Regions from separate parts of the Homo sapiens genome. Here region 1 is linked to region 2. A link is a contact called in ENCODE Hi-C or POLR2A ChIA-PET data. All regions are on one chromosome and are shown on one strand. The core of a region is the stretch at or near the end of the contact, and the rest is flanking DNA. Distances in the headings are between cores, read along the strand shown.

Region 1 (6,901 bases), core at 3,942-6,441, 290 kb before region 2:
GGGAATACAGATGCATGCCGCCATGCCTGGCTAACTTTTTTTGTATTTTAGTAGAGACAGGGTTTCACCGTGTTGCCCAGGCTGGTTTCGAACTCCTGAGCTCAGGCAATCTGCCTGCCTCAGCCTCCCAAAGTGCTAGGATTACAGGCGTGAGCCACCTCGCCTGGCCCTCATGATTGTATGTTTTTTAAGAATAGTTGTTAACAGCCAAAAACTGGAAATAACTAAAATATCCATCCACAGGAGAATGGGTAAGTAAACTGTGTTGCATTCCTACAATGGAACACCACACAGCAATGAAAAAGAGTGAACCACAGCTACACACAACATCATGGGCAAATCCCAGAGGCAGGCAGGGACACGAAAGAGCTCACTTTAATGTAAATTTCAAGAACAGGCAAAACCAATCCATGGTACTAGGAACCAGGGATTACCTTTAGGGAGGGAGGACTGACTGAGGGGGGCCCAGAGTGGGCAGTTGGGGCTGGGAAATGCTCTCTGCCTTCATTTGGTTTCATGGTACACTGGTGCATTCGTACGTAGACACGCACTGCATTCAGCACTAAGGTTTGCACCCTTTACTGTATGAGACTTCTACCTCATTAAAAAAAAAGGTAATTTTTTATAAACTGTAATAAGTCGCAGCTTAAAATTATAATAAATAATTTGTAAACTATAACAAACAGTGTAATAAATAAGTGGAATAAACAGGAGGTGCTCAGCCATATTTGCTGAATGAATGAGTGAATAAATGAATGCAGGCATAGAGTTTAGATCCCAGTGCATGAACACACACACACACACACACACACACACACACACACACACACACACACACACACACACACACACACACACCCCACCCCCAGGAGGAGCCATGCAGAGACCTTGAGCAAGTCCTTGACATCTCTAAGACTCAGCTTTCTTATGCAAATAATTCGGTGTAGAGCTGTCAACATGCAAGGCCACCGTCCAGATTAATCAGGGCGTTTGGGGGGAATGTCTTCTATGACCGAGTCCTTTGTGTGCTGTAAATACTGGGCACCTTGGACACCAGGACCCTCAGAGCCCCGAGGCCTGAAAGGCAGCTCAGAGAGTGAGGTCACACAGAAAGCCAGGCCTGGAGAGCCAGGCTGGGGCTGAGCCATGCACACAGAAGGCCTATTGATCTCCTCCTCAAACTCCCCAGAGCCATGGCCAAGGCCAAACTGGACCCAATTACTCATCAGCCCTGCCTGGACACTGGATGCCCAGGGCGGGAGCGGGGGCCGGGACTGCCAGGAGAGGGACTGGAGGTGCCCGGCTCCCGGGGGCACTTGGGAGAGGATTTTCCACTGGCTCCAAGCCAGAGGGCCTGACACGAGGAGCCCGGAAGACTGGGGGGTCACAATGAGCACAGAGGGAAAGTCTCGGGTTGGAAAGTGGGGCCCGGGGCTAAAAATTCCTGCTGACATCCACCAAGCACAGCTTGCTCACAGGACAAGAGGCCTCCAGGGGCTGAAGGGAGCAAGCTGGGGCAGGGCAAAGCTGGCGGCCAGCAGCCAGCGGGTGATGCGCCTCCCCCTGCATGCACACCCTCTGAGCATCGCACGGGAAGAGCAAGGCACAAAGCAACACAGATGCTCTAGAACAGGGGCCAGCCCCAGCGTCCACACCTTGACATTCTCCTCCGTGAGGCCCTTCTCCACTGAGTCGGCCACGTTCTGCCGGATGCGATGCAGGAATGCCTGGAGGAGAGAAGCAGAGAGAGGTGAGTGTCCGCGTCTCCAGCTCTCCCATGGACGGCCCTACAGAAGGCTCTCAAGTTCAAATGCCAACTAGGATCTGGGAGGTACCACGAGTCCAGGGACACAGGCAGAGGACGAGGAAAAACGTGCTCTGCTTACACCTTAAACACACTGGAGCAGCCCTCACTCCCACACGGTCACCAGGGGTGTGCTGTGCACCTACGACGCCAGGCCCTGCACTGGGCCCTGAAGATACAGCAGAGAAAATCTCAAAGCCCCTGCCTTCGAGGAACCTTTGGCCCAAAAAGATACACACCTGCTTCCTCACCCAGGGGCGCCTCTCAGACTCTAATTCATTTCCCCTTTCAATTTTTTTTTTACTTTGCTTTACAATTTAACCTCTGAGTAATAACACAGTCACATGGCTCAAAAGTCAAAAATAAAAATGGCAAAAACAGAGAAAGTCTCTCTCCTTACCCCAGCCCCAAACCATCTAGTCCCTCCCCAACCCCTACAGGAACCCCAGCTACTAGTTTCTTGGGTATTCTTCCAAAAAATCTATGCAAAAACAAACACACACACATACACATCTATTCCTTTTTTTTTTTAACCTCTTTACACACCAAAAAATAGCAACGTATACTGGATGACCCGCACCTGGATTTTCTACTTAATATAGCTCAGAGATCCTTCCAGATCATCTCACAAGAAGCTTCCTTGCAGATGCCAGGAATGTACTGTTTGAATGGACCATGGTCCTTCTACCACCCTTTCAGGGGCTTGGAACAGACAAATCACGTCTCTCCTCTGTGAGACGCAGTAGATGAGTGTGACGACACCAGGGCAGGAGTGACAGGGGCTGCGGGAGCCGAGGGTGCACCATTCATGTGGGGTCACGTGGGGAGGCCGCAGGCCCAGGACCACCAGAGGTTCGGATTTGGGTGTTGTTGTGGTTTTTAATGAAGCCAGAAATTAGAATTTTTTTTCAAAAGAAAAGTCTCCCAGTTTTGAAGTGTTGGTGAAAAAGCCCTCTGTTATTGCAAGGAACTGGATTTTAGGGGTTGTGAGTAAAAGTGGGGGGACCAGGGCAGTAGGGTGCAATGGTGCCAACAAGAGATGACGGTGGCCTGGCACCAGGTGGTGTGGGTAGAAAAGTGGCAGAAAGAAGAGCTGCCGAGGGGTCACACGTATGGGCTGAGAGAGTCACAGGGATAAATGTTGGGGAAAGGAGAGACAGCAGAGTCAGCACCTAAGGGAGACCGAGGCCCAGCACCCACAGCCACCTCCGCCTGGTTTGCCGGAACTCCAGGATGTGGGATCTGGCTGTAGGCTAACCTGGAAGCAGCCACATGGAGACCCCTGGGAAAAGGAATTCATGGTGCTGTCATAGCCACAGGGCCACGGGGAGCTGTGGGGCCTATCAGTCACCTGCCCTGCCAAGATGGATGACAGATTGGGGGTCCACACGGGGGCTGCTCCAGGTGAGCACATGGTCTCCCTGTCACAGAGCCCAGGTGCAGGCTGATTAAGACATGGGCTGCAGGGGCCTGTCTCATCCCACCACGCTTGTCTAGGGAGATCTCTGAGTGCAGGAGAGATGGCGGGGACAGCCCAAGATAGTGCTGGGGTCAGGGGAAGCGGAGCAGGTAAGCAGAGAGGAGGCTAGCCCTCTGCACAAGGCTGTCAGATCCTTTCCATCACCCAGAGACACGACACGTCCATGCCTGCCCCCGGGAGCCCGGCCACCTGCCCAGACTCAAGCCTCTTGGGAGGGGGCGCAATGACAGTCCACATGGCGAGTCACAGAGGAAGGCAAGACACAGGAAGCAGCTTCGTCTCTGTCCACACAGAGTGCAGAGCCATCTCAGCCAGTCTTGGGGCTTTAACCCATTTATGCCTAGTGTTCCATTACTGGAATGCTAAGCTTGTGGGAGTTACTTATATCCTACTCTTCAAGGTCATTGCCAAGGTCTGATTTTTTATTAAAAAAAAAAATTGCAACCTCCAGCATAAATGGGTTAAATCCCCTTTTTTTATGACCCCCATGTTTATATCCCCAGCCTGGACTTCTCCCCTGAAACCCCCAGACTCTTATCTCCAGCTGCAGATTCAGTGTCTCCACCTGGATGTCCAAACTCAGCCTGTCCAACACTTAATTAATGACCTTTCCCAAACTCACACCGAACTCTTCCCCACTTAATGGCACCTCTGTCTTTCAAGGGCTCTAGCCAAAACCCACTAGCCGTCCTCAGCCCCTCTCCTCTGACACTCCATTTCCAATACATCAGCAAATGTTACCAGCTTTACCTGAATACTACAACCACTGGTCCCCATCTCCACAGCCACCACCCCCCCAGTCCAAGCCATCATCATCTCCTGCCTGGACTAACACAGCCATTTCCCTCCTGGTCCCCTTCACCCTCCCAAAAGTCTGTTCTCTACACACACAGCCAGGGAGATCCCTTTAAATATGTACAGGAGATCAGTCAATCCATGCCTTTAAAATCTCCATGGCTTCCCACTGCACTTAAAATCCAAATCTTTCCATGGTCCCCATGATCTTGTCCTTGTTAATCTCTCTGATCTCATCTTCCAGTACTTCATCCTCCCACACACCTCAATATAAATAATCTTCAGCCACACTCTCATTCTAGATTCTATCCACCTGCCAAATACACTCCTGCCTCAGGACCTTTGCATATGCTGTTCCTGCTTGCAAGATGTTCTCCCCCATTCTGCCCTGAGCAGCCTCCTCATCCATCCGGCCTTAGTTCAAATGTCACCTCCGCCAAGAGGCCCTCCTCTTCTTAATGCAAACTCCTATCTTCCCATCTTGCGTTAGGAGCTCATTTGACAGATGAGGAAACTGAGGTTAAGCAATCTATACAAGCTCCTAAGGGAAAGGCCAGGATAAGCAGGGATCATGGCTGGGATGAAACCATAACCCCCAATCCAACATCAGAGGCCAGGTTTGGAAACTGGTGAGTCTGAGTTTCAACCATGGGTCCTTCCTGCTGTGTGACCTCAGGAAAGTGCACTAGCCTCTCTAAGTCTTCATTTACTCTTCCCAGTGGAATCATAGGAATACAGCACCTTTTAGAATGTCATGGGATAAAGTGAATGGAAGCTCCCTGAAGGCAGGGACCCTGCCTGTCTTGTTCACAGCTACGTCTTCAGGGCCAAATGTAGTGCTCAGCAAATAGCAGGTGCTTGAAAATCAAAGGAAGGTTTGGAATGCGCCTGGCACAGTGCCTGACCCATGCCGGAGACCTCGACTCAGGCTCCTTGGAAGTCTGTGGATCCTGTTTTTGAAACGACAATGAGCGGAGGGGACAGGGACTGGGGTTCCTAGAGGATGTTTTAACAGGGCCTGGGATACTGACAGGAAGTCAAGCTCCAGCCTCCCCAGACTAGAGGGAGACAAAGGCAGCCTCACCCAGCACAGCCAGGGAGGGCAGGAAGCTGGGAGTGCCGCACTCCGCTGGCCTAGATTGGGGCTTCCTGTCCTGGTTTCTTCACACGAGCTCTGCCACCGCTATTGTGCTGCAACAATGGGAGGCTCGGGCCACCCACTGAGGAACTGCAAACAAGCCGGTGTGAAGGCCACAATGGGCAGCTCGTGACCCGGAAAGAATGGGCAGCAGAGGCTCTGGGACCAGCCCTCCTGCTGCCCAAGGCACGACTGGCTTTTCCAGGCAGCACGGCGTCCCCTGCACTGGCAGGATGGTGAAAGGGACCCTCCAGGGCGACTCTTCCTTTGTCCAAGGCTTGACAGCTTTGAAACACTCAGGTCAAAAGCAGCTCTCATCTCCGAAGCCTCCCTTAGACACAATACTGTTCTCAGGATTTCCAGGGCTGCCTGAGAAACTCCTCCAGCCTCGGAAGCTTTGCCCATGCCTGGACCACTTGTCCTCACATCTGCCCAAGTCCTCCTCTTCATTTTATGAATGTGATGATGAAATACGTCAGGGATACAGAAAAGAATAGAGAGAAACAACAAACACCCACAAACTCATCACTACCCAGCTTTGGCAAATCTTAATACTACACCGAATTTGCTTGAAACCATTTGCAAAAAGAAATTCAACAAGTCTAGGGGAGGCACAGACTGGAAACGGGATGAGGAGGCTCTTGGGGGTGCTGGAAATGTTCTATATCTTGATCTGAGCAGTGGAGACACAGGTCACTGCATATGCAAAGCCCCAGCAGTATGCACTCGAGATTAGTTCAGTTTACCCACAGTACCATGCAAATATCAAACCTCCATGTATTAAGTAGAAAAGGCAGAAAGGAATCATTACAGAGAGAGGTGAGCCACTGGGCACCTTCTCTCCCTGCAAGGTACTTGGAGCTGGTGCTCCTCATTCCCACGCATGCCTCTGCCCACTTACCAAGCTGTGTGCATCTATAAGCAAGAGAGAATATTGTTTTGCATGTTCACAACATTTTTATAAGTAGCATGCTTTCAGCAACTTGATTTTCTCACTCAACATCATGTCTTCCACATTTACCCATGTTGATATGTACACTGGGCAACATCTGCTATCCAGACCCCACCCTTACCCCACACCACATCGAGCTGCCAGCACCTGCATCTCTTGGCCTGAAGACCCCGCTCTCATGTGCAGGGCAGGCCAGAGGTGCGGAAGAAGTAAGACTGCCTGGGAGCAGCCCTCAGTGATGGCCAGCAGGACCTGGCATGAAAAGACAGATGAGGAAACTGAGGCACTCGATGGACACTATCTCCCCGAGTGCCTTGATGGATTCAGCTCCGGTGGCCCCCATGGTAACCCGCTTGATGACACACCTTTCTTGGCTGCCTTCTCCTCCCTGCCTCACTCCCCCACTCTCCTATTGATGCTTCCTGGGGTGACCTCCCAAGTATGCTACTTGCCCTTGAATCAGTCTCGGGTCATGTTCTTTGGGGAATCCACAATAAGACAGACCTCAAGTTGTTCATTTCATTGCTTACTAGTCAAAATCACAGCATGAAGTAACCACTGCCATGCTGCAGACACTTGTTTCAAACATCCTTACTGTAAACAATGGCACTCAGGTGTAAGTTCTTTCAGCTGTATACTCTCGTCGACTGGGGTATGGGTATACAAGTTCCTCTAGGTGATGCACATGTTTCCTCGAGCCCAGGCGTTCAAGTTCCTCTAAATGTATATCCA
Region 2 (6,330 bases), core at 298-2,797:
ACTCAGGAGGCTGAGGTGGGAGGATTGCTTTAGCCTAGGAGGTCGAGGTTGCAATGAGCTATGATTGTGCCATTGCACTGCAGCCTGGGTGACAGAGCAAGACCCTGCCTCTTAAAAGAAAAAAAAAAAAAAAAAAAAAGCCCTGGCCAGGCGTGGTGGCTCATGCCTGTAATCCCAGCACTTTGGGAGGCCAAGGCTGGCGGATCACAAGGTCAGGAGTTCAAGATCAGCCTGGCCAATATGGTGAAACCCCGTGTCTACTAAAAATACAAAAATCAGCGGGGCATGGTGGCGGGCACCTGTAGTCCCAGTAACTTGGGGGGCTGAGTCAGGAAAATTGCTTGAACCTGGGAGGCAGAGGTTGCAGTGAGCTGTGACAGCACCACTGCACTCCAGCCCTCCAGCCTGGGCGACAGAGCAAGACTCTGTCTTTAAAAAAAAAAAAAAAAAAGAAAAGCCCTTGCTGTATAGAATCCCTTAGGTTATGGATGGGGAGGAGGGCAGGGGTTTAGGAGGGGAGAAGCGGAAGGAGGAACAAAATAAAGAAGAGACAATTAGTTGGAGAGTGATAAATACCATAATGATATCATGGAACTAGGCTTACCAGATCAAACACTGGGCACCCAGTTCAATGTGAATTTCAGATAAGCAATGCATGATTTTTAAGTATAAATATGTCCTACACAGTATTTATACTAGAAAATTATAAATTTTTTTCTAAAATTTACATTGACCTGGGCAGCCTGCATTTTATTTGCTAAACCTGGCAACCCTAATTTGTGTGCTGGGTGGTGGTGAGTGGGCAATTTCAGATAGGCCTCTTTTGTGGAGGTGACATTTGAGCTGGAACCTAAATGTAAAGAAGGAGCCAATCATTCAGGAATCTAGAACATCCCAGCACAGGGAACAGCAAGTATAAATGCTCTAAAGTGGAAATAAGCTTGGAGCTTAGAGGAACAGGAAGAAGGTGGGGTGGCGGAGCTGAGTGAGGGTGAGGAGAGGAGGGAAGCGGAAGGTGATGAGGGCAGGCAGGCTGGCAGGGGCCAGATCCCATATGGTTTGTGGGCTGTAATAAGAGTACCAAAACTTACATACCAGGCCAGGCGCGGTGGCTCACGCCTGGAATCCCAGCATTTTGGGAGGCCAAGGTGTGCGGATCACTTGAGGCCAGGAGTTCGAGACCTGTCTGGCCGTGTCTCCCTCTAAAATAGAAGCTCCAAGAGGGGCAGGAAGTTCTCTTCCGTCTTAGACCCTATGTGCACGACCTTGGATCGATCAACATTGAACACCTCCTACGTGCCAAGCCCTGACATCAAAATGGGTCAGAAGCCAGCAGCCGCTCGCTGAATCTGTGTTCCTCTTTGGAAAACGAGAACCGTGAAGCCTGCTGGCATGGTCAGAGCCAAAGAGCATTGTCACTTGTGAGATCAGCGCAGAAACAGAGCGGGGCCCCGATTGGCCCTTCGAACTTGGGTGGGGCCAGAGCATTCCTGGCCCCGCCCCCTGCAGCGGGCCGCTCGCTCATGCGCTCTGGCCTCAGGCTCGCTGTCGCGCCATTTTGCCGGGGTTTGAATGTGAGGCGGAGCGGCGGCAGGAGCGGGTAGTGCCAGCTACGGTCCGCGGCTGGGGTTCCCTCCTCCGTTTCTGTATCCCCACGAGGTGAGGCGCGGGGCGTGCACGGCCTACCAGAGTGGCTCTTGGGGCCCAGCTGAGGAAGGGATGAGGCGCTCCCGGTACTAACGAGCGCTAGGGAGTGAGAACCGCGCCTCTGGGCGAGAGCGGAATGTGGGCCCGGGGTTCGGGTGGTGCGCTCAGGCAAGGTCTTCGGCTTCCCTAGGGAGCGCTTGCCGCGCCTCGCGGCATCCTAGGTCTCTGGCCCAGGTGCGGCGACCCCAGGGCCTGTGAGGGCTGAGGGCAACTGAGGCGCGGCCTAACGCGAGCCTGCGGATTGCCCGCCCTTTCCTCTCCATCACGGCGCTGATTGGCTGCGCCGCCGCCTCTCCGCTCGGGAAGGCCGCTCCTTATTGGTCGCGCTCGCATGTCCATTCTCTGCGACGGTGGCTGCTAGCCGCGCGAGCTGAGTGTGCGGCGGCGAGGCCTGCCCGGGCGGGGACTGCGGGCGCGTGGAGCTGCGGCTGCCTCGCGTCGTCCCTTGCCCTAACTCTAGTGAAGCCCCCGAACTCACCCTTCTCTAACCTCTGTACTTGTATCCCTGACTGTAAAACGGGCATCGTGATCTCACTTTGCTGAATTGTTTGTGAGAATTCTAGTCGGTACACCCGGGACATAGAAATCCCCTGTAACGCGGGTTGGGGGAGGGTTCCCTCGTTTTGGGAGAAACGCTGTGCTGTGGTGGTTCGGAGCATAGACTTTGGAATTAGATCGCCTGGGTTCATTCCAGACGTAGCCTCTCGTTAGGGGTGTAACTTGAGGCTGGTCACCTCATCTCACTGAGCCTCCATTTCCTTAGCTGCAAAATGGGGTTAATAACAGAATCTACCTCGGAAAGTGGCTTTGAGGATGCGCTGAGTTATTTACCGTGGTTTACAAAGGTTCCCTGGGAGCTGACGGTTGTTTATTCATCTCTCCCACCCATCTTTCTCCTTAGCCAGTGTGGCTTTCTGTTTCTTCCATATTCCAGGGTTATTCCGATTTAAAATTATTTGCACATGCCTTTTGTTTGCTGGGGAAGTACCAACATTTTTGCAAGGCAGGCCGCCTCTCCCAAGTTTCCCTCACCTTAGGCCTCCCCTAACCAACCTCTTCTTTTGTTTTCTTTTTCTTTTTCTTTTCTCTTTTCTTTTTTTTTTTTTTTTTTTTTTTTTTTTGAGAGAGAGAGTCTCGCTCTGCCTCCCAGGCTGGAGTGCAGTGGCGCGATCTCGACTCACTGCAACCTCCGCCTCCCGGATTCAAGCGATTCTCCTGCCTCAGCCTCCCGAATAGCTGAGACTACAGGTCTGAGACTACACGCCACCACACCCGGCTAATTTTTGTATTTTTATTAGAGACGGGGTTTCACCATGTTGATCAGGCTGTCTAATCAACCTGTCTAGGACCTTTCTCCCATGGCTCTCCATCAACATCACCTGGTTTTAGTTACTTCATAGCATTTACTAACACTTACTTATTGCTTACTTGTTATCTTTCTCAACTGCTAGAATGTAAGCTGTTTGAGAGCAAGGACCTTGTCTGTCTTGCTTACTTCTCTCTCCCTGGTGGGTGCCATCCCACCTGTGCTTGCCACATGGTAGATGCACAAGTATTATTCTTCCTTGGAGGCACAGAAGGGGACCCTTTAGTCTTGGATTCCACCAATTGCTCTTTTTCTCACCTTGGGCCCACATAGTCATATCTTTGGCCTTTCTCTGTGTGTGTCTCTCTCTTTTTTTTTTTTTTTTTTGACATGCTTTCAGAGGATCCTAATGGACCTCGTCTCTCCGCTCCTACAACCCTTTATCTTTCACTTCTTACCATCAGTGCAAGGGAAGTCTCTCTCCCCTTCTGATTACTTCTGCTGGTTGGGGTCTGGGACAGGATTGGATGGATGCAAGAGCAGTGCTCTAGTTTTGGAATTAATTTGTTTCTTTATTCATTTAATAACTTTATTGAGCATCCACTTAATCTCTGGGAATATAGTGAAAAAACAAAAATGGACAAGGTCCCTTCCCTTGAGGACCATGTATTCTCGTGGGCGAAAGAAAAAACATTAGATAATTTCAGATAGTGACAGAATTATGTGACAGGTGAAGAAGGCTTTTCTGAGGAGGTGACATTTGGGTAGAGACCAGCCATTAAAAGGTGAGGGGCAGAACATTCCAGGTAGAGGGAATAGAAGGCTCAAGGCTCAAGGACAGGAACCGGCTTGGAATATTGAAATATTTAAGGAATATCTTAGGTTCCTAGAGTGTTACATGAAGAAGGGAGAAATATCCAGGACCCGGATCATAGAAGGCTTTGTAGGCAATGTAAGGAGTTTGGATTTGATTCTAAGTGGTATATTCCTATGGTTAGAAAGCAGAGGGTAGGTTGAGGTGTTGGGATATGTTCTTCATGTGTGGGTGCCAGATAGTTTTCATTCATTGGATCTCTTTCCCTCTTCCCAAATGTAAGGCCTCGGGAATGGTTCTCTAATGTGTTGAGGACATATCTAAGAAAAAGGCAGACATCTTGGATCAGCTTATGTCACAGATGTCTGTGAGATGGCTTTGGAAAACAAAGCTTTTATTCCAGAAATCTCCACCTGTAATTGAGGGCCTGTGGGAAGATGCTAGACTTAGGTCTGGCCATTCATTCAACAAGAAGAACTTGGAAATTTAGATGTCTGCCATAACTGATTTATTGTGATGCTTTTTTAAGTTTCTTAATTGTGTATTGGTAGAGATTTCCAAAGATAGTTACGTGGAGAAAGAAAAGTATCACCCCCTCATTTAAAGGTGATAAAAATGAATTCTTATCTTCTCCCTCCCTTTTTTTTTTGGAGACACCATCTCACTGTGTTGCCTGGGCTGACCTGGGCTCAGTCTATCCTCCTACCTCAGCCTCCCGAGTAGCTAGGACTACAGGCGTGCACCACCACACTCAACTAATTTTTATTTTTTTTTTGTAGAGATGGCACCATGTTGCCCAGGTTGGTCTCAAACTCCTGGACTCAACCAATCTGCTTACCTTGGCCCCCCAAAGAGCTGGGATTACAGGCATGAGCCACCCTACTTGGCCAAAATGAATGTTTTGTTTCTAGTTTGAGTCATTTTTAGATCAGTAACACTTTTTGCATTTATATATTGCTAATATTTCAGAGTGTCAAAGTACCTTTACTTGTGGTTGCATAAGATAATTAGAGCTTGATCTTGTTGATAATTATGAATACCTGTAAAATGTTCTCTAAAAGTCCCTGATTTCTCTTATTTTCTCAAATTAAGGATAAGCTTAGAATTCGGTTTTATAGACTATATCTGCAAGGCGATATAAAAAGGATTTGTTGACAAATAGTTCCTTAAAGAATATTCCCAAAGAATAAACTTTGGAAGGCCAAGGTGGGCGGATCACTTGAGCTCAGGAGTTCCAGACCAGCCTGGGCAACACTGGAACCATGTCTACAGAAACAACACAAAAATTAGCCAGGTGTGGTGGTGTGTGCCTGTAGTCCCAGCTACTTGGGAGGTTGAAGTAGGAGGATGGCTTGAGCCCAGGAGGCAGAGGTTTCAGTGGGCCAGAATTACACCACTGCATTTCTCCAGCCTAGGTAACAGACCCAGACCCTGTCTCAAAAAAGAGTATTAAGATTCTGGGATCTATGTAGTATTTTAACTTTGAGGGATTATAACATGCATATTTATATAACCCCTCACTTTTTTTTAAACTTAAAAATAGTCCTACCCTAGCATCTCAACTTAATCATTTTAGGTTTCATTCTATTATGTGGTTTTATTTATTTATTTTTATTTTATTTTATTTTATTTTATTTTATTTTTGGAGACAGGGTTTCACTCAGTCACCCATACTGGACTGCAGTGGCAAGACCTCAGCTTATTGCAGCCTAGACCTCCCGGGCTCAAGCAATCCTCCTGCCTCAACTTCCCTAGTAGCTAGGACCACAGGAGGGTATCACCAAGCCCAGCTAATTTTTTTTTTTTTTTTTTTTTTTTTTTGAGATGGGAGTTTCACTTTTGTTGCCCAGGCTAGAGCTAGAGTGCAATGGTGCAGTCTTGGCTCATTGAAACCTCTGCCTCCCGGGTTCAAGCAATTCTCCTGTCTCAGCCTCCTGAGTAGCTGGGATTACAGGCGCATGCCACCACGCCCGGCTAATTTTTTTTTTTTTGTATTTTTAGTAGAGACGGGGTTTCATCACATTGGTCAGGCTGGTCTCGAACTCCTGACCTCAGATGATCCGCCTGCTTCGGCCTCCCAAAGTGCTGGGATTACAGACGTAAGCCACCGCGCCCGGCCTGAGCCCAGCTAATTTTTAAAATTTTTTGTAGAGACAGGATCTCACTATTGTTGCCAAGTCTGGTCTTGAACGGTCCTTGGGGTCAAGTGATCGTCCCATCTCCACCTCCCAAAGTGCTGGGATTACAGAAGTGAGCCACCTTGCTCAGCCTGTTGTGGTTTTAGAATCTAGAAGGTTGTGTCCACCTCTTTCTGTTTGACACAGTCAACCAACCAAAATAAAGATGAAGAATAATATTTTTGATGGAAACATCAAAGGTATCTAGCTTTTTAAAATAGTACAACAAATATATAACGGGTGCTCATCACTATTGTAAGGCTCTAGGGAGAGAGCAGTGAACAAAGCACAAAGTCCCTACTATCAGTGGAGTTTACAATCTAGTG

What was found. Hi-C counts contacts between places; a loop is a spot of excess contacts on that map. ChIA-PET counts read pairs that join two places held with the same protein, here RNA polymerase II (POLR2A). Pooled maps may share reads with other maps.
Region 1: a loop to region 2 is called in a pooled map, with 2.9 times the contacts of the local background. The contact joins the enhancer-like site here to the promoter of CSE1L in region 2. A Hi-C loop is called at or near these places in 8 of 50 pooled maps. POLR2A ChIA-PET finds 5 or more read pairs at or near these places in 2 of 52 experiments (BJ and activated naive CD4-positive, alpha-beta T cell).

What each region holds. Positions count from the first base shown.
Region 1 is chr20:48,746,154-48,753,054 of GRCh38, forward strand. It overlaps PREX1 (phosphatidylinositol-3,4,5-trisphosphate dependent Rac exchange factor 1), which reads right to left. Exons shown (of 40, transcript NM_020820.4): 2 at 1,656-1,727. Among named protein-coding and RNA genes, the nearest start is that of PREX1, 78 kb to the right of the region's middle. RefSeq lists enhancers at 1,385-2,117, 3,273-3,868, 5,471-5,600. Within about 2 kb of position 5,192, at least 17 of the 41 ENCODE cell types and tissues checked have a DNase peak (open chromatin) inside an H3K27ac peak, as active enhancers do.
Region 2 is chr20:49,044,765-49,051,094 of GRCh38, forward strand. It overlaps CSE1L (chromosome segregation 1 like), which reads left to right and starts at 1,548. Exons shown (of 25, transcript NM_001316.4): 1 at 1,548-1,659. CSE1L-DT (CSE1L divergent transcript) reads right to left here and starts at 1,292. Exons shown (of 2, transcript NR_110625.1): 1 at 1,096-1,292. RefSeq lists enhancers at 1,171-1,320, 1,871-1,940, 1,906-2,546.